Regions from separate parts of the Mus musculus genome. Here all the other regions are linked to region 5. Evidence: chromatin loops called from intact Hi-C (ENCODE). Cell type or tissue: heart. All regions are shown on one strand.

The links. A loop is a pair of places that touch in the nucleus more often than their neighbours do. Peaks named below come from ENCODE experiments on the same cell type or tissue, not always from the same donor. Only the 100,000 strongest peaks of a DNase experiment are listed, where the experiment ranks them.
Region 1: it touches region 5 in a loop (4-fold over the local background); 3 of 42 quality-filtered maps call a loop at or near these places.
Region 2: it touches region 5 in a loop (2.0-fold over the local background); 5 of 42 quality-filtered maps call a loop at or near these places.
Region 3: it touches region 5 in a loop (2.7-fold over the local background); 7 of 42 quality-filtered maps call a loop at or near these places.
Region 4: a loop joins it to region 5, with 4 times the contacts of the local background. A loop is called at or near these places in 8 of 42 quality-filtered maps.

Annotation. Positions count from the first base shown.
Region 1 is chr15:79,345,374-79,350,373 of GRCm38, reverse strand. It overlaps Maff (v-maf musculoaponeurotic fibrosarcoma oncogene family, protein F (avian)), which reads right to left and starts at 2,854. Exons shown (of 3, transcript NM_010755.4): 1 at 2,620-2,854. In heart, a CTCF peak has its summit at 1,927; DNase peaks (open chromatin) are centred at 1,523, 2,193, 2,873 and 3,783; H3K4me3 peaks cover 2,237 bases; H3K27ac peaks cover 2,907 bases.
Region 2 is chr15:79,327,165-79,332,164 of GRCm38, reverse strand. Pla2g6 (phospholipase A2, group VI) reads left to right here and starts at 3,794. Exons shown (of 17, transcript NM_001199023.1): 1 at 3,794-4,530. In heart, a CTCF peak has its summit at 2,560 (motif pointing right); DNase peaks (open chromatin) are centred at 3,834 and 4,494; H3K4me3 peaks cover 1,695 bases; H3K27ac peaks cover 2,239 bases.
Region 3 is chr15:79,606,022-79,611,021 of GRCm38, reverse strand. It overlaps Fam227a (family with sequence similarity 227, member A), which reads left to right. Exons shown (of 18, transcript NM_029407.1): 18 at 1-1,446. Among named protein-coding and RNA genes, the nearest start is that of Dmc1, 3.4 kb to the right of the region's middle. In heart, a CTCF peak has its summit at 3,072; no DNase peak of the experiment used is centred here.
Region 4 is chr15:79,377,977-79,382,976 of GRCm38, reverse strand. It overlaps Tmem184b (transmembrane protein 184b), which reads left to right. Exons shown (of 9, transcript NM_172608.1): 2 at 4,264-4,513. The coding sequence starts at 4,322. It overlaps Gm52190 (a long non-coding RNA gene), which reads right to left and starts at 4,281. Exons shown (of 2, transcript XR_003951550.1): 1 at 2,225-4,281. In heart, CTCF peaks have their summits at 2,140, 2,340 (motif pointing right) and 3,822 (motif pointing left); DNase peaks (open chromatin) are centred at 1,966, 2,336, 3,078, 4,376 and 1 weaker place; H3K4me3 peaks cover 537 bases; H3K27ac peaks cover 2,649 bases.
Region 5 is chr15:79,240,544-79,245,543 of GRCm38, reverse strand. It overlaps Pick1 (protein interacting with C kinase 1), which reads right to left. Exons shown (of 13, transcript NM_001045558.1): 5 at 4,251-4,317; 6 at 2,487-2,576; 7 at 636-689; 8 at 192-254. Among named protein-coding and RNA genes, the nearest start is that of Slc16a8, 12 kb to the left of the region's middle. In heart, no CTCF peak of the experiment used is centred here; DNase peaks (open chromatin) are centred at 743, 903, 2,143 and 2,733; H3K4me3 peaks cover 546 bases; H3K27ac peaks cover 2,368 bases.

The sequences.
Region 1 (5,000 bases), 100 kb before region 5:
AGAGGCGCCTCTGGCTGCTAACATGTTCCCTCCATTCTCATAGCATCTTTTCCCCTAATAACCAACAAATGAGCAGACAGGATTTTCTATTGACTATTGGTCAAAAGGGCTCTGTGTGTGTGAAGAAGGAACTCCCCTGTACTCTACAGGACCTGCTCATTGGGGGCGGGGTTCAAGCCCCCAATAGCCCACAGTCTTGCTTTCTGCTTCCCTGGACCCGAGGTCCTCTTTCTACCTGTGTCACAGACCTCAAGGACCTAGACCCATTGCTCATTTCTTCAACTAGCCACAGATGCAGGGAGCACCTACTGTCTGCCAGGTCCTGTGCTGCGCCTTGAAGGTCCAAAGAGGAAATACAGCCCTTGTCCTCCGGGTTCCAGAGTCACCATCAGTCACCAAGTTGCTAGCCACATCCCCCGGCGAAACCTTCCATGATTGAGGCCAGCTAAGTAGAAGCCCTGTTGCTACTTAAGCAAACTTGGCTTTCTGCATCATCCCGCCTATCTCAGCTGCTACACTGTATCTACTTCTTTGGTTCTTTTACTTTGTTTCCTAGAAGGCAATCTCTGCATCTGCCTATCAGCCTCACCCCAACATCTGGCCCAGCAGCTTCCAGGGGCACTGAGATGGGGGCCAGCAGCCCCGTACCACCACAGCCACAGACAAACTGGTCTGACCACCACGCTTCCTGCCACGGTGAGCATATACCCCCTCACACCATGAGCTCAAATAAATTTGTCCTCCTTTCCAAAATAAATAAGGTGAAGAGACGGCTCAGTGGTTAAGAACACTCCTACAGAGAAGACCCAGATTTGGTTCCCAGCAACCACATGACTGGTAACTACAATTCCAAGGGACCCAAAACCCTCTTCTGACCTCTGCTGGCACCAGGTACACACCCAGTGCAAACATATACATGCAGACAAAATGCTTGTTAAACAAAAAAAGTGTCCCCTGGAGACTCAAGGGAAAACCATCTTTCAATGCTAAGTTTCCATCTGTCAGTGAGCCAGTTAGCCACGTCCCCTCACCTCTGATCCCCCAGCTTTACTGGGAGATGTTTCCTGATGAGGTTTGAGGATGGACCCACATGATTCCTGTGGGCCTGGCTGCAAACCCCTAACCCCCAATTCTATCCAGCCCCGGTCCTTGGGATGGCCTCTGCTTTCCCTGTTTCCCCTGGAAAACAGGCTGTGCATCTCAGCTTCCAGAGCGTCTTGCAGAGCTCTCCTGCCATCATACTGCAGATGGGGACCCTGGAATCCTCACAGTGGTAGCAGAACTCACTGGGCTCAAAGTTAAAATATCACTGATTCCACCCCCTAACTAGTTCAGTTGCCACCTCCTCGGACTCCAGCACCCTCGGGTGGGGGAGGGGGTAAGAGGGAAAGTCTTGAGTGGGATCACGGGGGTTCCCAGAACAGGTGTTCTCAGGCAGCGCTCCTCTCCCACATTAACCCTTCCCTCAGGAAGATCAGGGGTTAGCACTGGCTGCTGATCTTGCTGGGCATGGGTAGACTCCAGGTGTGCCAGCTGGCCCAGTATTTAAGTAGCCCTGGGGTCCAGGGTGGAAAGGGGGAGGATGACGGAGGGTGGAAGGGGCGGGAGAAAAATTCCAGACCTGGTGTGACCACCGATCGGTCTACACAGAGGTCCAGTCTAAGGAGTCCAACCTGAGGAGTGTGACAGTGGGCCTCATGCCATCCTCCTGGACCCAGCAGGTGCAGCCTCAGACACCCAGACCAACCACAGTCGCCAACAGAATAGTCCGGGAGCCTTGTGTTCTCCAATCTGTCACAAACTTTCTGGCCTTGCCTGTTTCTCCTGAGACTGGAAGAATGGGACAATCCAGGGGTGGACAGTCCATACTGAGCCGGAAAACTTGGGGCTAAGGAAGGACTCCCATGTACTAGGTTCCCAGATCCACCAGGTGGCCAGGAGAAGACTGGCTCGCTAACCTCTGCTCTATTCTAAGCTGCAGGCACCCGCGCTGGGCGAGGAACAAACACTGATGTCACATGGCTCCAGCCAGGGGAAACTCCAGAGACAACAGGGACCGGGCAGTCCCGGCTGGTGGAAAGGGGGAGGATGACGGAGGGTGGAAGGGGCGGGAGAAAAATTCCAGACCTGGTGTGACCACCGATCGGGCCACTTCCTTCGCTCGGGTCCTTATTCCGCATTTGCTCCAGTGGACACTGGTGCGCACCCACTTCAAGATACACTGGGCTAGTGTCAGTCTCCAAGGAGCGCGTGCGGCCACACACACAAACACACACCCCGAAGTACACCGTGTGCACGCAGCCCGCAGAACTCAGGACGCTCCCCAAAGAACACAGCCGCACGCACGCCACCGGGAGACGTAAACAAACCGCGCACACAAGGTGCTGGGCGCGGCTCCAGGGACTGTTCTCACCGAGTCACGTACGTGCACGCCCCGCCCCCGCCCCCGCCCCGGCTTCCTCCGGGGCCCGCGCACCGCCTCCCAGCCAGCCCCTCGGAGGCCCCTCCGGGAGCTGATGTTAAGGGGGCGCCGAAGGGGCAGGAGGACCACGCGCCGCCCAGGCAGGACCCGGAGCTCACACTTCTGGAGCTCGGTCCCCGTCCCTGACGCGTCCTTACCGCTCTCCGCCAGGCCCGGCGCTCAGTGCGTGCTTGTCGCGGCTGTCGCGGTGGCGGTCCTTGGCCGCTCTCGAGCCCCACTCCTCTCCGATCGGGACCGCAGTTCACTAGGAACCCGGCTCCGCGCAGCGCCGCTCCGAGTTTTGTTATGGGGCAGGCGGCGAAGGGGGCTGGAGCCGCGCGCAGTTGTAAGGCGAGCTTCCCGGAATTACTCACGCACAGGATTCCTTTCATTCATAAAAACCCAGTCATGCAGTGACGTCACCGCCCCAGCCGCCAGCAAGCCCCAGAGCGGCCGCCTGGAGCCGAGACCCCGCCCACGCCCGAGTGAGGCGCCGCCCCCAGTAGACCCCGCTGTAGGAGCCCACAGCCAGAGCCGCCACGGTTCTCCGTGCTGGGACTGTGTCCTCTGGATGCATTCACGTGACACCTCTGGAGAACGGCGTGGGTGGAGGTGTCATTTGCTTTGCTTTACAGTTCACTGTCTGGCCTCTTCTCTCGTCGATCTACATCCTTTGTCCGGATGACCTCATCCAGTCTCGTGGTTTTAAGTGCCTTCTCTGTACCTGTGAACCGTAGGTTTGTATTTCCGAAGCCACAGCAATTGCCTACCCCTGGTCTTCACGTGGTGTCGGCTCCATATCTTCAACCCTACCTCCACTCGCCCCAGGGACGCTTTCCCTGTGGGTCGATGTGCTTGCTTGTTACTAAACTCTGATGCCTAACGTTCAGACCCCACAACTTCCAAGGTGGAAGGAGACAATGACTCCAGAAAGCTGACCTCTGATCTCTACGTACTTAGAGCGGTGGAATGGGTCCATTCACACACAGACACATAACAAATAAGTGAATTTAAGGAAAACACAAGTTATAAGAAAAAGGTGTTCAAAAAATTTACCTCTGAACTCAAGTTCTCAATTCTAGAAAATACACAATCCTGTTCACCACCCTCCCCCACCCCCCACACACCCTTTTCCTACCTTCTAGAGAGCTGAGGCTGTGCCTGGCAAATAGTAGGTGCTCAACTAATGAAGAAATCCAGTAGACCTGTATGACAGTGAGGACCCCATGTGGCTAGATCCATCGCCCACATCCTCAGCCTAGGAGAACAGGGAGCCAGGCTTCTGCATCCACACCCTACTGCCCACAGAAGTCGATCTTTTGGTAATGGCCAAGCAATGTTGTGCAATGCTGCGTTTAGCAGTGGGGTTGGCCTTCTCACACTGTCTTTCCAGTGGCAGAGTCATGAGACGCCCCGCAAAAAATGGTATCCTGGGAGAAGAGGCTTCAGAGCTCAAGTGGCTGGAGGAGAGAATGATTTGGGATCTATCACATCTTTTTATCTTTCAGTGAGATCTTTGCCCATGTCACTGATCTTTCTGGTAAGAGGGACTGGTGGGTAGAATGAAGGTGAGAGAGCTGAGGCCTCCCTGTTGGCTGTCCTGCCAGACTGCACACTGTCACCCCCTCTACCAAACTCTGAGTCACAGGATGAAACAAGGCTACCAGACCCAGGACCCGTGAAACCTCGGAGTTCTTGCTCACTTGAGATGAAAGGGGAGACCGGTTGAGGGTGTCACTTCCATCCCCTCTGACAGCCTGCAGAGGAAGGCAGGTCAGTGTGGGCACTTGTCTGGACCCTGGCCTGCTCAGGTTACTCTTTGTTTGATAAGCTGCCTTCCTGAAAGACCTGGCCTGAGGCCACTCCCACTGCCTAAGTCTGGGACATCTTCAGCATTTAAACAGAGCAAGCCTGGAGTGTTCACACTGGTAGAAATTAAGAGACAAAAGCAGAGAAACCTGCCTTTTCTTTTCTCTTCCTTTCTTTTTTCTTCCTTCCCTCCTCCTCCTCCTCCTCCTCCTCCTCCTCCTCCTCCTCCTCCTCCTCCTCCTCCTCCTCCTCCTTCTTGTTTTGTTCCAAGAGAGCACAATGGCCCTAGAAAATGACCATAGAGCCACCCCACTGTAATAAGATATTGCAATAGGGACCATCAGCAGATATGTGTGTTTGACAAGAAGCAAGATATTCACATACTTGGAGCCAGCCAAGATGGCTCAGGAGGTAAAAGGCACTGTCACCCAAGGATGCAAGTTTGATAACAAGAGTTTAATCATCCAGAATCCATGTAATGTCAAAGGAGACTACTGACCCCACAGAGTTGCCTTCTGACCTCGACATGTCACATACAAACACACACATAAACATACATAATACATAATACATTCATACACACACATACACTTATACACACACATATACACTCACATACACAGACACATAAACATACATAATACATAATACATTCATACACACACATACACTTATACACATACACACACACATACACTCATACACAGACACATAAACACACAAGGAGAGA
Region 2 (5,000 bases), 87 kb before region 5:
ACCACAGAGCCATCTCATTATCCCCTGAGAGAAGTTAAAAAAGGATTTATTTATGTTCTTTTTACTAGGTACTGTGTATAGATATGAGGGCAGGGGCTTACAGAGGAAAAGAAGCAGGACTCCCCTGAGCTGCAGTTGCAGGCGGTTGTGAGGAGGCTGGTGTGGCGTGGTCCTCTGGAAGTGTATAGCAGGAGCCCATAACTGCCTCAATGAGCTGTCTTTACAGTCCTGAGAGCAATCTTTAAAGGTGGAAATGGGGGACTGACAGCCAAGGCTGTCTTCTGGAATCTACAGTTGTTCACTAGCACTCCTGTGCAGGCACACATGATCACACACAGAAAAAACGCTATAGGTGCTAGGACACTTGGGAGCAGCTCTCACTTAAGAAATTACTACCAGGGCTGAGAGAGATGGCTCATCGGTTAAGACCACTGACTGCTCTTTTGGAGGTCCCGAGTTCAATCCCCAGCAGCCACATGGTGGCTCACAACCATCTGTAATGGGATCTGATGCCCTCTTCTGGTGTGTCTGAAGACAGAGACAGAGTAGTCATATAAAATAAGTAAATCTTAAAAAGAGAGAGAGAAATTATAGCTGTATTTGTGTGTATACTATGTACCCCCCTCTATCTGTTTCCCTTTCCTTTCACAAGGTCTCACTATGGAGTCCTGAACTCTCAGAGTTCTACTTGCCTCTTCCTCCCAAGTGCTGGGCCTAAAGGCGTGCGCCACCATGCCTGGCTTTGCTATCCTGTTATTAAGTGTGCTCTCTCTCCCCAACATGTATGCAGAACTGCCCTAAATTTTCCTCCAAATAAACCCCAATTCTGTTTCTTTTTTTTTTTTTTTTTTTTTTTCTTTTTCTTTTTTCAAGACATGATTTCTCTGTGTCGCCTGGGCTCTTCTGGAACTCACTCTGTAAACCAGGCTGGCCTCAAACTCAGAAATCCACCTGCCTCTGCCTCCCAAGTGCTGGGATTAAAGGCGTGTGCCACCACTGCCCAGCCTCCGATTCTGTTTCACAATAGCTCACTTTGAATCCTTTTTCTCCTGTAGCAAAGTCAAGAATACTGGTTTTGCTTCAATGCAGGTCTCTAAAAGACCATTTCTCAGGTTGTTGCAGGTGGCTCCTGAGGCCCTGTCTCCAGGGCCTGCCCCATAGCCACTGCCCTGCTATGCTAGGGCAACACGAGCAAAGACTTTAAGCACACCTCCTTTCACTACTGCATTTGTTTTTTTTTCTCTTATAAATGAAAACATTTAATTGGGACTGGTTATAGGTTCAGAGGTTCAGTTCATTGTCATCAAGGCAGGAGCACAGCAGCATCCAGGCAGGCATGGTGCAGGAGGAGCTGAGAGTTCTACATCTTCATCCAAAGGAAGCCAGGAAGACTGAGCAGCAGGCAGCTAGGAGGAAGATCTCCAAGCCCATCCCCACAGTGACACACTTCCTCTAACAAGACCACTCCCTGGGACGAGCATATGCAAACCATCACATTCCACTCCCTGTCCACCATAGGCTTGTTCAAACAGGAGTCTCTGGGGGCCATACCTAAACATAGCATAATGAAAAATACATTTAGGCCAACTTCAAAAGTCCCCTTGTAGCCAGGCGGTGGTGGCGCATGCCTTTAATCCCAGCGCAGTTCAAGGCCAGCTTGGTCTACAGAGTAAGTTCCAGGATAGCCAGGGCTACACAGAGAAACCCTGTCTTGAAAAACCAAAAAGAAAAAAAAAAAAAAAGAAAAAATGTATCCACTCTACATCCTGATTCCTTCCCCACCCCCACATGCCCCCCTCTTACTTATCTTTTACTTGTATTTTTCAGAAAAAGTCTTGCTATGTAGCCCAGGCTGGCTTTGAATTTGTGAAACCGTTCTTTTCCTTCCCAAGTGGTAAGCTTACAGGTGTATGCCAACGCCCCTGGCAACCTGGGTAGGTTCTTAACTAAACCTAGAAAGGTGGTTGCTCTGGTTGCTTGGCAACTGGCTATTTGTGTCTGTGGAGAGACTAAGAAGAGCATCAGGACAGAGAACAGCCTGGGGAGATCTCGCTAGGCCCCTAGCTCAAGGCTCATTTAAGAAAGTAAAGGTTCGGGGCTGGAGAGATGGCTCAGCGGTTAAGGACACTGACTCCGCTTCCAGAGGTCCTGAGTTCAATTCCCAGCAACCACATGGTGGCTCACAACCATCTGTAATGAGATTTGATGCCCTCTTCTGGTGTGTCTTATGTCAGCTACAGTGTACTCATGTATATTAAATAAATAATTCCTTTAAAAAAAAAAAAAAAAAAAAAAAAGAAAGTAAAGGTTCAACCGAAGCTGGTAGACTGGAGATGGGGAAGAGAGCAGCTTAGTCCAAAGTAAATGAGTCACCAAACCCAGGCTCCTGGCTATTCTCCAGCAGTCCTTAAAATCAGCATTACCAACCATGTATTTATTCACTATTTATTTATTTATTTATTTATTTATTTATTTATTTATCTATTTACCTATCTATCTATCTATCTATCTATTTATTTATTTATTTATGGTATGAGTGCTCTGTGTGCATGTATGCCTGCATGCCAGGAGAGGGCACTAGATCCCATTACAGATGGTTGAGAGCTACCATGTGGTTGCTGGAATTGAACTCAGGACCTCTGGAAGAACAGCCAGTGGTCTTAACCGAGGAACCATCTCACCAGCCCCCGCGTTATTCACTTTAATTCCATCTATTGGAATTCCATGATAGTTAGGCATGAGGTCTGAGTCTTCTCAGTGACAATCACCTATTCCCAGACGCAACCGCAGCTACTTCTCAGCCTCACAGAGGTCATTCAAGTAAAATCCTACTAAAAGTGCTAAGATTCCTCCAGACATCCATTCATTTATTTATTGAGAGACAGAGTGCCAGGTTGGGATTCAACTGAACTAGTTGTGGCTGGGTTTGAACTCCTGATCCAGCATCCAAATGTTGAGATTGTACGTGTGCAATAACCACACCCAGAATTGCCTGGCATCTTGAGGTAGAGTTGGTAGGCAACAAATACAGTTTTATCACTTGCCACTAGGCTTGTTCGGGGGCTGGTTAGATACCTCAGTAGGAAAAGTGCTTGTGAAGTTGTCACAATGATCTGAGTTCGATACCCAGCACCCACGGAAAAAGGTAAATGTTTTAAACTTCAAAGCTGGGAAAGAGGAAACAAGAAGCCTCCTGGAGTTCCATAGCCAGCTAGGCTAACCCAGTGGGGGAGCTCCAGATTCAGTGGGAGACCCTATCTCAAAAAAAAAAAAAAAAAAAAAAAAAAAAAAAAAAAGCTTGTGGCACACACCAGGCAATCTGAGTTCATAGCCAGCTTGGTCTACAGAAACCCTATGTTGGCCACCACCCACCACACATATGCGCGCGCGTATTACCTCCCTCCCCACCTGAAAGTTTTTTTTATTTTGTCTTATTTCAACCTAACCGTTAATTCCATATTTTTATTTGCAATTTGGTTTGGGAGAACCTGGCAACATCAAAGCAGGCTCTTCCCGGTTATATCCTGTGGCTTTATTGATTTTCTTTCTTATTATCTTCATGTGTTGCCAGAAACAGAAAAGTTCAGAGTCCGAGCCACCCTGGATTCCTTGAGGTCGAAGGGAGCCGGGAACAGCCTCCTGCCCTTTATCAACACGTCAGCCAAACTGCCCTCACGAGAAACTTCCGCCCGCCCGAGGCATGGCCCCCATCAGCCACGCAGAATTGGCTTCAGTCAGAAGCCCGACCGCCCCCTGGCAACAGAAGCGGCTTCCATTGGGCAGTTATAGAAGATGGCGGCGCCTGACCGCGTGCGAGGTCCACGCTTGGGGTCGGGGCCACAGCCTGCCTGCGGCATGGGCTCGGTGGATTGGTGGAGAGCCGTAGTGTCGTCACGTGGGCGGGGCGCGTCAGTTTGCGGAAGTAGGAGGGCTGAGAAGTGCTGAGTAAGCCGAGGTGAGTGACGGCGCGGCGGGGGCGGGGCCTGACGGCCCTTTCCCAAACCTCCTGGTGCCCCTGTCTTGAATGTCGTCACCTGGACCCTGCTTAGGACCGGCCTCGTGTCTGCGACTCTGAGGCATGTCCTCCGTTAACTCCTATCTGGCCTCCTTGAGTGCTCCCGGCTTCTGTCCTTTCATCCCCTGGCGTCCCCAACTCCCATCCGGTGACCGCATTCTTCTCCGTTGCCGCCCTCAGTTTCCCAACTTCCAAAATCAACCCTTCTCCCAATTCATTGCCCGACTTTCACCCTGGACTGTCCACTGTCCCCAGCTCCTCTCTCTGCGCTTCTGAGTGCTCCTGGTTTTCTGCCTCATTGCCCGATTTCCCCCACGCCACCTGCTTCCTGCGTCCGTCCCTTTGTGCCCAACCCCTGAGCCCCCATTTCTAACTCCCTGCTTATCTTCTCTTGTGCCTCCGGTTTCCATTTGCTCCCCCGTGTGTTTTTCCCAGTTCTCTAGCCTCCAATCCTGGGTTCACCTCCAGCTCCCTCCGATGACCTGGAAGCTGGCGACTAGGAGCCTGTGACCCAGGTGACTGTGACTAGGGATTTGGGTGTGAGTGCGACTGGGAGGGCACAAGGGTTTATGGATCTCTGCCTGTATTTTTAATGGGCAGTTCACATGATCGCAAACAAATACCAATCCTTCCTCTAAAGTTCCCCCACCTGCCCTCTTGCCAGCCCGACAGGATTGGGCAGGTTTGGTTTGGCCTCGTTGAAGCTCCACCCTTAGACTAGTGCAGTGTTTTGTTCTGGTCTCTGCCTTCACGTGGTTCTGGAGCTTGGAGGCCATGCTCTGTTCTTGTCTGTTTTCTCACTGTGCCAGATAGGACTGAATTTTCTGCCCACATTAGTGACTGCCACGAGGCTCAGTATTTGAATGAGAAGATGTAGAAGACAAGGCTTGGTGACCAGTGTGGCCCTGTACAAGCTCCCTGCTTTGCTGTTGTTTCATAGGCAGGATGGAAAGGGCTGGGGGATAGGGAGAGAGAGGACCAAAGG
Region 3 (5,000 bases), 370 kb before region 5:
TTTTCAATAAAAACCAACTGTTTCTATTTTGATTTTGGTTTTTAAAACTTGGATGATTTTTTTGTTTATTTGTTTCTTTTCTTCCCATTAATCTCCAGGAAGCCTTCATAGACACACATGAAAGAGTTTGTCAGAATGTCTCCCTGAAGTAATAAGCACAGAATTAGAAATCAGATACTAGGAAAGACCAGAAGACAGGCAGAGAGAGAGAGCTTGCAGCCCAAGGGCATGCTTTCCCAGTCTGCTGCCCTTCTACTGAATCCCAGCTCATGCACTGTCCCACATCAGCTTTTGCCCTCTTTATCTTGCCAGCCTAAATGCCATGCCTCCCCTCCCCCAAAACTAGATCAGGTGTCCCTGTGCATGTTCCCATACCACCCTGTATCTCTTTCTATGTTTTTGAGACTTATTTTTATTTGCATGTGTGTGTGTGTGTGTGTGTGTATTCATGTGTGTATAGATCAGAAGAGGGCAGCAGTTGTCCCAGTACCCACACTTGCCATAGACTGGACTCAGTCGGTCCCTCAACCCACGGGAAAATCAGGATCCCTGTACTCAAGTGGGCAAGGAGTCAGCAAAATGGCAAACAGACACTCACACAAGGGAGAGCTAGATCTGAGTGTAATTTCTCAAAGCGAGCATCAGACTTATATTACAGAAGAAAACAAGGAAGTTAGGTGATACATTAAGGTCATCCAAGGTACATTGAGGTTACCCAATGCAAAATGACTCTTTACACAAAACAGAGAAATGCATACACAAAATCTAACAGGAACCAGGCAGTGTTTACAACTGGGTTAAAAATCAGTGTTTATAGTTGGGATAAAAATCAGTGTTTACAACTGGGAAAAAATCAGCCCTATCTAAGGTCAGCTTATTCTTAGAAGCTAAGGGCAAGAGCTTTATGCTCTTGCCATAGTTCCAATTCTAGTCTATTGTATAATCCACTTTTTCCCTAGGCCATTGTAAATTCCTATATATGGGAGTGACTCAACTGTTATTCTAAGTATTTACTCTAGTTCCTTCTTAGACCACAACCCACTTTCTTCTTAGGCCACTGTAAACTCATGTATATGGGAGTGGCTTAGTTGTTATTTTAAGAATCTGTAGGGAACCTCCATTTAACAGAGGAGCCTACCAACTTTCTTTTAATATGTAATGTAGTCTGCCATACCTGACTAATGAGAATTCCAAGTTAATTTTGTAGAACTTGTCCTGAGATTTCTACTCTAATCCAGTAAACTACAATGCCTGCTTTCTCTTACTATCTCTCTATCAACACTGGAGGCTTTTCGTGTGAATGAGTAGCATTCTCATGAAATTCAAAGCTCAAGGTTGGCTCAATGATTGCCTAGGCTGTTGGAACACTGGTGGAGGCCAATCTAACTTTGCTATTTGTCAAATCATTCCTTGGAGGCACTTATTTAATAAAACAATACTGAAAGCAAGCACTCTAAATCCTACACCGACTATCGCAAGGACCTATCTGGGCCACATCTGTATGTTATGCTAAAGATGCTCCAGGAGACCAGTTTCTGTGAAACTTTGTGCTTCAGGACTGCAGCCAAGCTTTTGGACTTGTCATGCAAACTCCACTGGAGTGGGTGTGGCAGGGACTGAACTCACATCCTTGTGCACACCTATGATCCCAGCACTTGGGAGGCAGAGAAAGGAGGATCTCTGAGTTCAAGGTCAGCCTCAGTTACAGAGTGAGTTCCAGGACAGCCAGGGCTACACAGAGAAACCCTGCCTCAAAAAACAAAAATAAAAAGGGAAAGGTTAACACAGAGGGACACGGTTCTCTCTGTGTTTTTGGAAGTTCCAACTTCATCCTGTGAGAGGTCACACAACAGAACATGAGAAAAACATTTTTCTTTCATATGTTTGGACCACATTTGGCCACAGATTTCCACTTTCCAAATATACAATATTGTGGACATGGTACTGTAGACCTTTGATACAAGAATTCAGGAAGTAGAGGCCGGTAGATCTTTGTGATTTCCAGGAGAGCCAAGTCTACATAGTGAGACTCTGTCTCAAAAAGAAAGCAAGAAAGCAAGCAAGCAAACAAGCAAGCAAGCAAGCAAGCAAGCAAGCAAGCAAGAAAGAAAGAAAGAAAGAAAGAAAGAAAGAAAGAAAGAAAGAAAGAAGAAAGAAAGGGGAAAGAAAAAAGAGGAAGAAAAGAAAAACATAAAACACACTAGTGGAAGCAAATTATTAATTAAGGGGGTATACAGCCTGTGTGTGTGTGTGTATGTTTGTGCATGTGTATGTATGTCTAGACTGAATCTAAGAACAGAATGTTATCTAGAACAGTAATTCTCAACCTGTGTGTCAAGGCCCCTTTGGCAACAATTTATCTCCAAACATATTTACATTACAATTCATAACAGCAAAATTACAATTATGCAGTAGCAACAACATTTTCTGGCTGGGGGCACCACAGCCTGAGGCACTGGGCTAAAATGGGCACAGCATTAGGAAGGCTGAGAGCCACTGTTGCAGAGCATCTCAGCACCGGCTCACCAGTGCCTGCAGTAAGAGAACGGTTTTGGACAGCTTTTTTGTGTATGAGCACCCGGCCTCAGGGAAGACACGTTTCTAAATCTCTCGCCAAAGTGAATCACTGTTTGGTTTCTAAAAACTGCTTTATAGTCCTAAGTTCAAGATGAAACTATTTGTGGAAAATTATGCAAAGGGAGAGGCAGACTCAAGAGTTATGTCCCACAGCAGCGTTGCGACTGTCTGTGTTCTCTCACCTCAGCCCTCAATAGCACTGGTGCCTTGTCCTTGAATCTCTACCATGGCAGATCTAGTGCAGGAGTTGGCACACAGTTGGGAATCAATGCCCACTTTCTAAATGCAATCAATGTCTTAAGGAAAGATCTGTCTGGCAAATGATCTGGGTGGGGTTGCATGTGTGATGAAACTTTCTTAATTCTCTATCAAAGTAGTTCTCAAATTTGTGCCCTTGAAATTCCAAGGATATACATTCACAGACAGCTGGTGTGATAATTCCCCAGATCCCCAGTGGGACCAGGAGCCTAGATTTCGCTATAAGGTGGTTGTCCACAGAGGGGCAGTACAGTGCAGTGGTTTAAAACTCAGGTCCTTTGAACCCCAATGACTGTTTTACTAAGTCTTTAGAATATATGACTCCTCTCCCCAGTATATGAAAATTGGGTCATTCCTGAAGTCCCTCCGCAAAAAATAAGCCATATTATCTGGCAGTAACTAACACAAAAGTGGCTTACTATGTTTTCAATGTCTTAAATAGGAAAATAGCACTTGCCATGCAGAACTTCTTTTTCTATCTATCTATCTATCTATCTATCTATCTATCTATCTATCTATCTATCTATCTATCTATGTTTTTTGAGACAGGGGTTCTCTGTGTAGCCCTGGCTGTCCTGGAACTCACTCTGTAGACCAGGTGGCCTTGAACTCAGATATCTTCCTACCTCTTTCTGCCTCTCAAGTGCTGGGATTGATGTTTTTCTTTTTTAAATATAGTCTTATCAGGAGCTTGGAGAGGAGGCTCTTGTCCATGGTTGAGAGCACCTCCTCACTACCTGTAATTCTAGCTCTGGGGGATCTGATGCTCTCTTCTGGCCTGAAAGTTGCCAACACACGTGGTACACATGTATACATGCAGGCAAACGCACATACACATAATCTTATCAGTCTTCTATGGCTTTTGAATTTTGTGCTATGCTCTACGCTTGCAGGAGACCTAGATTCGATCCTTGGCCCCCACACAGTGGCTCACAGCCATCTGTCACTCTAGTTCTAGTGGATCTGACACCCTCTTCTGACCTTCACTGGCACCAGACACTCACATGATGTACGTACATGCAGGCAAAACATTCATACATAAGAAGTAAAACACAATAGATTAAAAGACATTCTTTTTTTTTTAATTTCTTTTTCTTTTTTAAAGATTTGTTTATTGTATGTATGTGAGTACACTGTCCTGTCATTGTCTTCAGACACACCAGAAGAGGGCATCAAATCCCATGACAGATGGTTGTGAGCCACCATGTGGTTGCAGGGAATTGAACTCAGGACGTTTAGGAAGAGTAGTTAGTGCTCTTAACCACTGAGTCAATTCTCCAGCCCCCTTAAGAATGTCTTGGGATCTGGATGCCCTCTTCTGGTATGTCTGAAGACAGCGACAGTGTACTCACATACATAAAATAAATAAATCTTAAAAAGAAAACATTCTTAAGTAAAAATAGATGGCCACATGTTTTCTTCTCAGGCTTTTCTTATGTTCGGTTTGATCCATCTAGAAGTTATTTTGGCGTAAGGTGTGAAGTTGGCTTCCAGTTTTATTTCCCTGCAGATGGCTACCCAGTCGCTCCAACACCATTCACTCATTTCCTTCGTCAACTTGAAACTGCCACTTCACAATACTCAGAATTGTTACAGAATTTTTTTTTCCTGATTGGACGAGAAGTTGCATTTTTTTTTCACTCCCTGTTTGTGGCTGTTTTTAAACGTTTAAAAAGTTGCACGGAACCATCGGTATGCTATCCTAACAAGCCTTTCTCTTCACTTCATGAATTTGTCATTACCGAGCTCATTTCAGTTTCTTCCTTTGAGTGTACTGCACACAACCTTCAAATATTATGAGCATTTCTTGCTCCCAGCTGTCACTACAGCAAACGACATATGTTAGATTTCCCTAAATCGTCTTGCTGCGCTCTTTGGTAGCTCTCCGGTATACTGTTGATGTCTTCTAGCGAGTTGCTCAAAAGTTACTGTATTTTCGGTGGATTCAGAAGGAGAGCCTGCCATCGCTATTGGGTTTCTTTTTTGGTTTTTCGAGACAGTGTTTCTGTGTAGCCCTGGCTGTCCTGGAACTCACTTTGTAGACCAGGCTGGCCTCAAACTCAGAAATCTGCCTGCCTCTGCCTCCCGAGTGCGCCACCACACTCGCCTTGGGTTCCTTTTCAAGTGAACAATTTCCATTCGAGAAGACGGGCAATGATTCTGTA
Region 4 (5,000 bases), 140 kb before region 5:
TGTGTGTGTGTATGTGTGTGCGTGTGTGTGTGTGTGTGTGTGTGTGTGTGTGTGAGAGAGAGAGAGAGAGAGAGAGAAATTGGAGAAAGAGAGAGAGAAAGATTTGGAGAGAGAGAGATTAGAGAGATTGATTGATTGATTGATTGAGGAGTGATCAGAGGATTAGCTTCCACCTTTATGTGAGTTCCAGGGACTGAACTCAGGTCATCAGGCTTGGCAGCAAGTGCCTCTACCCAAGCATCTTGCAAGTCCTAAAATAGTCACTTCTAATTGTAAGCCCATTTATCCTTGGGACATCTGTAGACTAGAACCCTCTCGTCTCGGACGTAGTTGCACTGGAACACTGTAGAACTCCTCTGGCAGGAATCCCACCCAGCACCTTCAGAGCTTGAAGTTAGTATGTTCAGACTCTTCTGGGTTTAGATGCTGCTGGTAGATCCTTGCCCATCAGACACCTGACCACACTGACCCCCAGGCAGTCGCCTCTGTGTAGCGTGATCGGATGTGACCTCCACATTGCAGTGTGGTGCTGCAGGAGCGTGGAGCTTTGGGCTCCTCAAGGTCAAGGCCGTGTCTTCCCAAGATCATGAGGGTCCAGAGGCTTCAGGACATTTCCTCAGAGAAGTGACCCTACTGGATCCCTACCACCCTCTGCCATACCCTTGGCAGAATTTTGACAGTTGCTCAACTAAGACCGGGAGCCATGGGCTGGGGAAACAGCTCTTGGTTAAAGTGCTAACCACCGAGAATGAGTTTTGGAGTTTGTTTCCAGAACCCACGTTAAAAACAGAAGGGGGAGCTGAATTGGAAAGCCCCAGGCCAGCGAGAGACTCTCAAAAACAACTGCAGGCACACACAAGCACACATGCACACAGATGAACCCCCTATCCCCTCCCCCCAAAAAAGAATTGGAATCTGCTAGAGCAGTTGGAATCTAAGCCTCGTCTTGTATGTTTCCTCCCCACCTTGAGGAACGTGGACTGTATTTAAAAGGGAAGCCACAGAGACCATGCGGATTAGAGGGTGCTAGACCAGCTGCGGTTCCCCCTGCCGCAGGGGCCAGGTGCTCCACCAAGCCAATGGGCTGTTTGCTCTGGGATCTGGGTCATGAGTGCTCCCTCCCAGGAAGACATCTGTCTGTAGCTATAGGACAGTGGGACCCAGTACTCTTCTCGCCTGTGCACCTGTAAGCAGTGGGTCCCAGGATCTGCTCCCCTCGCCCTCTGTGCGCATTGTGAGCAGGTGCAGAGCTTAGGGTGCTGTGGACTGGATTGCAGATGTGGTCGGCAGCCTCCATGTGGGCCTTGGGTCTGGGTGGAGGAGCTGATACACCTGCCTTTTGAGGGGACCAGAGTGAGGACATTGCTTTAACTGTGATCTGAGAGAATGTTCTAGAAACCTTCAAATCATTTGGTAGGGGGCTGGAAGCCAAGTTTCACATCTTTATTCTGTTTCCAAGATGTAGATAATATCACTTCAAAGTTGCCATGAGGGGAAAGAAAACAAACATAAGATAATATTTGGAGGAAATGCTGGAGATTTAGGGGTCTCTTTGCCCACTCCATGTTTATCCTTTTCATCTGGGGTGACAGGCAAAGACGTTGATTCACGGTGCAAACCTTTCTAAAGAAACGTCTCAGGCGCTAGCTTTCAACTTGGCAGCCATGCCTACAGCAGCTATTATTAGGCTGCCACGGCGTCTCTCTCCAGAGCTTGCCACCAGTGCTCATACACAGACACCTTCTCCGTTTTTTTCAGTTTCCCAATTTAGATTCCTTCTCTGCTTTTGAGTCTTGAATCTGTCTTTTAGTTGGTGGTTAGGGATTGTCGATGTGGAAGAGAGCAATCCAAGGGCTCTGCCTGGGTCCCGGTGTTCTGACAGCTAGATGTGGAGGCTGGATGTGAGTGGGAGCCCAGCAGGAGTGCGGGCGGACAGCCGGGCAAGGTGGGGTCTGGACCATAGGGTAGGTGTGAGTTGTCTGGACCCCACAAAGACGAGGGGTCACTACATCCTGGCCTGGATGTCAGCTTTGGGGTTTGCAAGGGACTGTGAGGTTGGTCACCTGGGCTGATGATGGAGCTGGGGACTCAAGCTTCAATCAGGCTTCTTCCCAGTGTCTGTGATGTGCCCTCGCTCTCTCTCTCTCACTCCACTCACCCCTCTCAGCCGTGCGTGCACTGGTGCAGAGTAGCCCCCCCCCCCCCCGTCTCTCTCCCCACTCACCCCTCTCAGCTGTGCGCGCACTGGTGCAGAGTGGGTCACTGGCAGTCTGGGGTTTGGGCAGTTGGCCTTCCAGGTCACCTGATGGCTGGGTAGTACTGACCGCCGTCAGTAGGTGGCAGCACTGAGGAGGATGAGACTTGTAGGGCTCTGATGCCTGGGTAGAAGGCGCAGTTGGACTCCTCTGGCTGCCATAACAGAATGCTGGAAACCAGCCTGTTTCTCACTGTTCTAGAGGCTGGGCAGTTGAGATCCAGGCACTGACCACGCTGTCCAGTGGGGCTCATTTCTGGTTCATAGGCAACTCTTCTTTGTCTTCAAGTTGTAGAGAAGGGGTCTCACACCAGGGTACTGATCCCTTTCATGAGGACTCTACCCTCCTGACCTTCCAAAGACCCCCCTCCTAATGCTGTCACTGTGGCTGTCAATCTGGGGCACCACACTCCTTAAGAGCATTCTGATGCTCCTGGAAAGCTTTGTTCTTGGAAAGTAGCTCTAGTCTCTGGCCCAGCCTTGCCCCAATTTTCAGACATGTGGTGGGTACCTGTCAGCAGCTCTCCTCTGGGCTGCGTGAGGATGACGTCTCCATTTCAGATGGGACCCTAGCTCTGTCTAGACATAGAAAGGCTTTGTTTCCTCAGAGATGCCATCTTCCCTTGGTTTCGCTTTCCCACCGGAAAGTCCCTTGACGTTCCTCAGTTCTGCCATGCTCTTGTGTGGCCCACCTCACTCACCATCTCTGGAGATGCAGATCGAAAGCTGGTAATGAGGCTGAGCATTAGAGATCGCTTGGCTGCTGGACTTGGTGCTGGAGATTCAAAGATGAGAATAGGGGACTTACTGCCTCTGAGCAGGCAGGAAGAGAGACCCGTGGACCGAACGCAGACCCTGTGTTCCTTAGAGAATAGCTAGGGCATGTGAAATGGCCTGGAGTATCCGGTTGGGGAAGTGTCTGGGCAGGGTTTTGGGAAAGTGGATTCCTACATTGAGTTAGAAGATGATTTCTCTGAGGTGGGGGTGGGGCGGGGGCAGAGATAGAGTACTTTCCTGGCATGTGTGAAGTCCTAGGTTTTATAGTTTGAAATTTGAAGATAAGCCATAACTTTATGTCCCAGATAGCACAGCTGGGACCCGAAGGATTGAGTGACTGTTAGCCATTATGGAAGTCTGAGAGAAATCTCAAAAGCCAGGCCCTTCAGGTAGATTCCCATAGCAATAAAACAGCTTTGCCAAGCCTGACAGTGGTGGAGCACACCTTTAATCCCAGCACTTGGGAGGCAGAGGCAGGCGGATTTCTGAGAGTTCAAGGCCAGCCTGGTCTAAAGAGTGAGTTCTAGGACAGCCAGGGCTACACAGAGAAAGCCTGTCTCAGAAGAACAAAAACCAAACAGCAGCAACCACAAGAAAAGCCATTCTGTCACATCAGCGCAGCACAGGCCTTTTATCCTCACTCACTGAGGATTTGAACTCAAGGCCTGCCTAGGCTATACATAGCCTCTAAAGGAGGGTGACAAGGGGCTGGCGAGATGGCTCAGTGGTTGAGAGCACTGACTGCTGTTCCGAAGGTCCCAAGTTCAAATCCCAGCAACCACATGCATGCTCCGTTATGAGATCTGACGCCCTCTTCTGGAGTGTCTGAGGGCAGCTACAGTGTACTTACATATAATAAATAAATAAATCTTGAAAGAAAAAAAAATAGGAGAGTGAAAAGAGGCCCATGGGACAGTTCCGTGTGCCACGTGAGGACTCCAGCTTGTGGCAACAGTACTTAGGGACTGGCAGGGTAGCAGTGGTCAAGCTGTTGTTAGCAGTTGTAGGTCAGCACTCTTCTGTACCCTGCTTCCCAGCCATGTTCTGGCCTCCTAACTTACTATGGAAGATTGAGGTGACAAAGGTCTCAGAACATCACAGGCCATTGTGTATTGGCCCAGAGATGCCAGGGCAAGGGCTGAGCAGGGGCATGGCTAGGCCCATGATGCAGACCTGGAAGGGTTGTTCACAGCACACCACCGCTCGCTCGCTTATTCCCGTTTCTTCCCTAGGCCAGCCCGTCACTCACGGCACGAGATCCTCTCAGGGAGCCTGCTGCTGCTGGGAACCATGACAGTGAGGGGGGCCGCGCTGGCCCCAGACCCAGCGTCACCCACAACCACAACAGCTTCACCTAGCGTCTCTGCCACCCCCGAGGGCAGCCCCACAGCCATGGAGCACCCTGTGTTCCTGATGACCACTGCCGCCCAGGCCATCTCCGGCTTCTTTGTGTGGACAGCTCTGCTCATCACTTGCCACCAGGTACCTTGGTGTGATGGGGGAACATCCTTAGTGTCCCAAGTGGTTTCTAGTTCCACAAAGGATGCTTCAGGCCGGCCAGGCAAGGAGCGTAAGCCCTGCTTCCTGGGGTTCTCTCCCGCACCCCAGCTCCCCTGCAAGCAGGTGGTGGCTTTGGATTCACCTCCAGTCCAGTAGCAACTGGAGCATCGGGATTGTGAGGAGACACACAGATGCTTGTCTGCTACGACCTGCTCAGAATCTGCTGGCCACGCACATATGCAGCCGAAGCCACGGAACGGTTGCAGTTAGACATTATTGGGAGCCTGAGGGAGGTGGCTGAGGAGCTGGTGGCAGCTCAGGAAGAGAAGTCAGGTCTCCTGTTTCCTGTCCTTTCGCCCTCAGGGGAGGTTGGGTGCCCAAGGAGGAGCTTGCTGGATTCCCATGTAGAGGGTTGGATGAGTCTGCTCAGGCCCCTGGCAGCCCCTCACCAGCTGCCGTGCATCTCAGT
Region 5 (5,000 bases):
CCAACCAGACCAGCTGCTTCATGGTCACTGCCACACCCAGCATCAGACTGGGTCAGAGCAGAGTGCTGGACTTGGTGTGGGGATGAGAAGGGCCCAGAGAGGAAGCTGGCCACACCTCACTGTTAGGTGCTACTAAGTCTTGAGGGACAGAGGTTTGCAGTAAAACATGGCATGTCTGGGGATGCCATTACCCCGGTGGGTCTGCGACAGCTCATAAAAGGCCCGTAGGAGATTCTTGGTGTGTTCCGTCATCCCTGTGGGAAGAGTTCCAAGTGACAGAAGACAAAGACCCAGGTCAGAGATCACATTGGCCCCCCCAGCCTTGCGGCCTGAGGTCCCCACTATGCATTAGATCCTTAGGCTTTCCCCACTGCCTAGGGATGAAGGCTGAGTTGGCCCCCTATATGGATCCCATGTGACAGGCATGTGACAGCCATGTGACAGGCAACTGGGATTATGTATGACACACAATCTCTTAGGGGCTCTCTGATAGTGCAGAAATTTACAGGGGCTCCTGATACATTTACTGTTCCCCAAACTTTCTAGGTAGTTCCCCTGCCCCACTGCCACTCTCTAAGACAGGGCCCCCATGGCAGACCAACACCAGGCACTTCTTGGCTGAGACTCCTCCCTACCTTTGTACAGCTCAGCAGTGCGTTCCAGCTCCTCCAGCCGCTTTACCAAGCCATCTGTGGAGGTCAAGACCAGGGGCATCTGTGGGCTCAGCAAGCCAAGGGAGAACAACAGCCCTGCAGAGGCCAGCTGTGAGGAGAGGCTATGAAGAGGCTCTGGCTGGCCCAAGTCTGGCGAGCACGGCCCTGGAAGGCCTTGCCTATCCCCTGTTCCCTCTGCCTTACTAAAAACTACTGGATTGCACTCCAAAAGCCAGCCAAGGTCTCTTCCCCGGCTTGGCCACTTCTTGGCTATCTACCAAGGCTAAGTGCTGAGGCTCAGCAATCAAAAGCTCCCATGGCTCACCTAATTAACATGCCTAGTCAAAACAAACTCCTATGGGGAGTGACTCTGGTAAAACCAAGATCCAGGTCCTGCCCTCGGGGCTCCAAGTGCAGCAATGGACCTCCCCAACTCTGGATAGATCCCCACCTGTGGGGATGAAGGACACACACCGCTCATGAGAGGGTGAGGGCCTCTAGGCCCTACCCAGGCCAGGTACTGGCCCAAGAACACCTGCAGCCACACTGGGTCACCTCTCTGTGTGCCAGGAACACTTAAGGTCCCTGATAAGCACTGGCCCTTCTCCAGCTTGCACCTTGGGGCAAGGACCACTTTGCCTATCCTACAGAGAAAGCTGAAGGGTGAGAGGTAGGGCAGCTGGCCCAAAGTTACACAGCTATGTCTGTCTAAGCAGAATCCTGCTCTCAGGCTTTGGTGCACTTTGGTGTGAAGCTTCAGGCAGGGTATCTTAAGCAGGAGGGGAGGGGAGGGGAGGGGAGGGGAGGGGAGGGGAGGGGAGGGGAGGGGAGGGGAGGGGAGGGGAGGGGAGGGGAGGGGAGGGGAGGGGAGGGGAGGGGAGGGACTCCACACAGGCAGAGGCTTTTCTCTGGGCAGGAAAGCTTGCTGTGTGAAGGAAGGGCTAGGACTGGGAGAGGGGGAAGGTGTACACCTTGGAGGTCTTCAGGAGGCTGCTGTGGCCCACAGCCTCTATGTCCTGGCTCCCTAAAGCATAAGCACGTGGCCAGCAGGCAGTTGTTTTTAGCTGGGTCATGGGACATGACAGCTTCAATTTTAGAAATCCTATTTACAGCTAGGGAAATTGCAAGGTTTGGGGGAAACAACAACCAGTTCTAATTTCATCTCAATGCACAGTGACTACAGTAACAAGGATTTATAGGCACCACGAGGCTGAAAATAGCAGCCGCCACTTTGTACCCTATTTGGAACATGCTCAGGCCCCACCCCCATTCTCCCAGCCAATAAAGACCCTGTGCCCAGCTGAGCCCACAGTTTATATGGGTATTTTTATCTTCCCCGCGTACATGCATAGCACTGCTATTTATAAGCATAGGCTGGCGACGGCAGGAGCAGGAGCACGGGTTCCATCAGCCTCCTAGGGAGACATCCAGTGTGTGTGTAAAGTGCCTTGCCTGCACATGGCTTCTCCCAGCACAGGCAGAGGAAGTGGAGACAAGGACAGCAGCGCCACCTCCTGGTCAAAGGCAAGACTGAGGAGGACAGCACAGTGCAGGACAAGTAGTGGAGCTCCACACAGTGGGCTGTAGTGGAACATGCAGGCAGTGGAGCGGGGCTCAGGCTGGCCAGGCACCCCAGCTAGAAGGGAGCACCTGTCCTCCCAAGTCTGTGTTGCCCCCAACTCCTTGGTGGCGACCTAAAGCCCACAGCTGACAGCTGTAGGAGCTCGTGGGGAGCTGACGAGGTGTAACCTGGCTGTCCACACTGAGGCGCATGAACACTATCAGGCCCATTGCTTGATGGGAGCTGAGCCAGAGGGTGGAAGGAGGACTTACCGTTACACAGGATGGCGCGGCTTAGGCCCAGGGCATCAGCTGTGCCTGAACTCATGTTTTCTACCAGCCGGTGCTTGACTTTCTTCAACACTGGAGCAAGAGAAAGGCCAATGAGTCTGCTGCTGGCCGGGCTGTCTAGGCCACGCCCCATCACAGCTGCCTCACTGAGTGTGCGAGTAGATGGAAGACAACAAGCCTCGGCTTGGTGCTTGGAGCAGTTAGGAAGCAAGGGCTCACAGCAGTCTATCCTGGGCTACTTGTCCTACTCACCCCCCCTCCCCCACTGGGAGGAGCTGGACAGGTAAACATGGAGTGCTTGGCACAAAGACTGTGGCCTGCTCTCTGCTACCGGTGTCAGTGAAAGCCCAGAACTTGTGTGTGCAAGCACCAGCACACAGGCCAGACAGAGAAAGCCTTATCACTCCTCTTTCCCATCCAGCATGAGAAAATCTGTGCCAAGGTAAGGGTTCTCCAGCTGGACACCTCAGGGTGGTGGGCATCACTAAGTGCCACTGGCTGGTCACTTCATGTAACCAGCTAAGATCTCGGTACAGGTCCTGGGATGGAATCAAAGTGCTCAATAACAAGCATATCAGACCAAGGAAGTGGCACACGCTTTTAATCTCAGACCTCGGGAGGCGGAGGCAGGGGATTTCTGAGTTCACGTACAGCCTGGTCTACAGAGCATGTTCTAGGACAGCCAGGGCTACACAGAGAAACCACTGGTGAGGCTGGTGAGATGGCTCAGTGGGTAAGAGCACCCGACTGCTCTTCTGAAGGTCCGAAGTTCAAATTCCAGCAACCACATGGTGGCTCACAACCACCCATAATGAAATCTGATGCCCTCTTCTGGTGCGTCTGAAGACAGCTACAGTGTACTTACATATAATAAATAAATAAATAATAAAATAAATAAATCTTAAAAAAAAAAAACCACTGGTGAGCTCATTTGTCCTTAGTCTCTGCCCTAAAGGGCTGTGGGCTCTAGGTAAATATGGATTATCTGGGTGTTCTGCCAGGAGACCACCAAGCCTCATGTCTCACAAGATCTAGCCCTTCTAGCCACAGGCAAGTTGCCAAACAGCACACTGTGATGGTTTGAATAGGTATGGCCCCCATAGACTCATGTGTTTGAATACTTGACCCACTTAGGAAGTGTGGCCCTGTTAGAGGAGGTGTGGCCTTGTTGGAGGAGGTATGGCCTTGTTAGAGGAGGTGCGGCCTTGTTGGAGAGAGTGTGTCACTGTAGGGACAGTCCTGGAGGTCTCTTATGCTCAAGCTATGCCCAGTGTGATACACAGTCTCCTGCTGCTTTCAGATCAAGATGTAGAACTCTCTGCTCCTCCAGCACAAGTCTGCCTGGATGCTGCCATGCTTCCCACCATGATGATAATGGACTAAACCTCTGAAACTGTAAGCCAGCTCCAATGAAATGTTTGCCTTTATAAGAGTTGCCTTGGTCATGGTGTCTCTTCACAGCAATAAAGCCCTATCTAAGATATACATTATAAGGTCCAGTTTGCACCACACATCTTCCCAAAAGTACATAGCAGGAGTGGCCATGGAGGAGGGGGATTAAAATTGGATGTGACACACAGGTCAAGGTATGGTAGTGAAGGGTATAAAATACAGGGCAGTGAGCATGCAGGGCCAGGGGCCTGTGAACAGCTACAAGGAGAGCACCTGGCTCCTCCCAGCCTTTTGGATTAGCTTGGACAGGAAAAGCCAGAGCCCCTGGCACATGGCTGCTCTGGCCTGTCTTACCAATGTCCAGGGACATGCCCTGCTTAGGGTCCGCCTGCAGCTTGTTGTAATGGATGGTCACCTCCCCCTACAAGAGCAGTACAGACACAATCAGGACAGTGGCCCCTGGCTAGAGCCCCCCAGAAACTACTTTCTACACATCTGGCTCTAGTACACCAACCAGAAGAAAAAGGAGCAGGGCTTCTCAGGGACCAGGAGGGAAGGTAGAGTGACTTGGGGATTCACTTAGTCCCATGTTCTAGTGACTGCTCAGGAAAGGACATCTGTACATGGAAGGCCACATGGTTACTCTAGTCCTTGCCATCCTAAGGCCTCTGAGATTGGGGCTGAATGTACTCTCAACAAACGTGGACTGAAAACTTACACCCACAGAGTGAGCCAACATGGTCAGTCGGGTAGGGTGTGAAGGGTCCCTTGGGACGGACATGGTCCTGAGCTCTGAGTCCCTCCTCAGTCTGCCTGGTGCCTAAAGGGGCACTAGGTGGGGCTACAGAGGTAACCCCTTAGTTCTCAGTGAGGACAGTACCAGGATGACTTAGGGACAGGATTAAGAGTGTGACAAAGAAAGTCAGAGCAATGCCTGAGTAGAGCAAGAAGGGGACCATGGGGGCTGGAGAGATGGCTCAGTGGTTAGGAGCACTGGTTGCTTCTGCATAACCTGAGTTCAGTTCTCAGCACCCACTCTGTGCTTCACAACCATCCGGAACTCCAAGCAGGGGATCTCATGACCTCTTCTGACCTCTGAGGGCA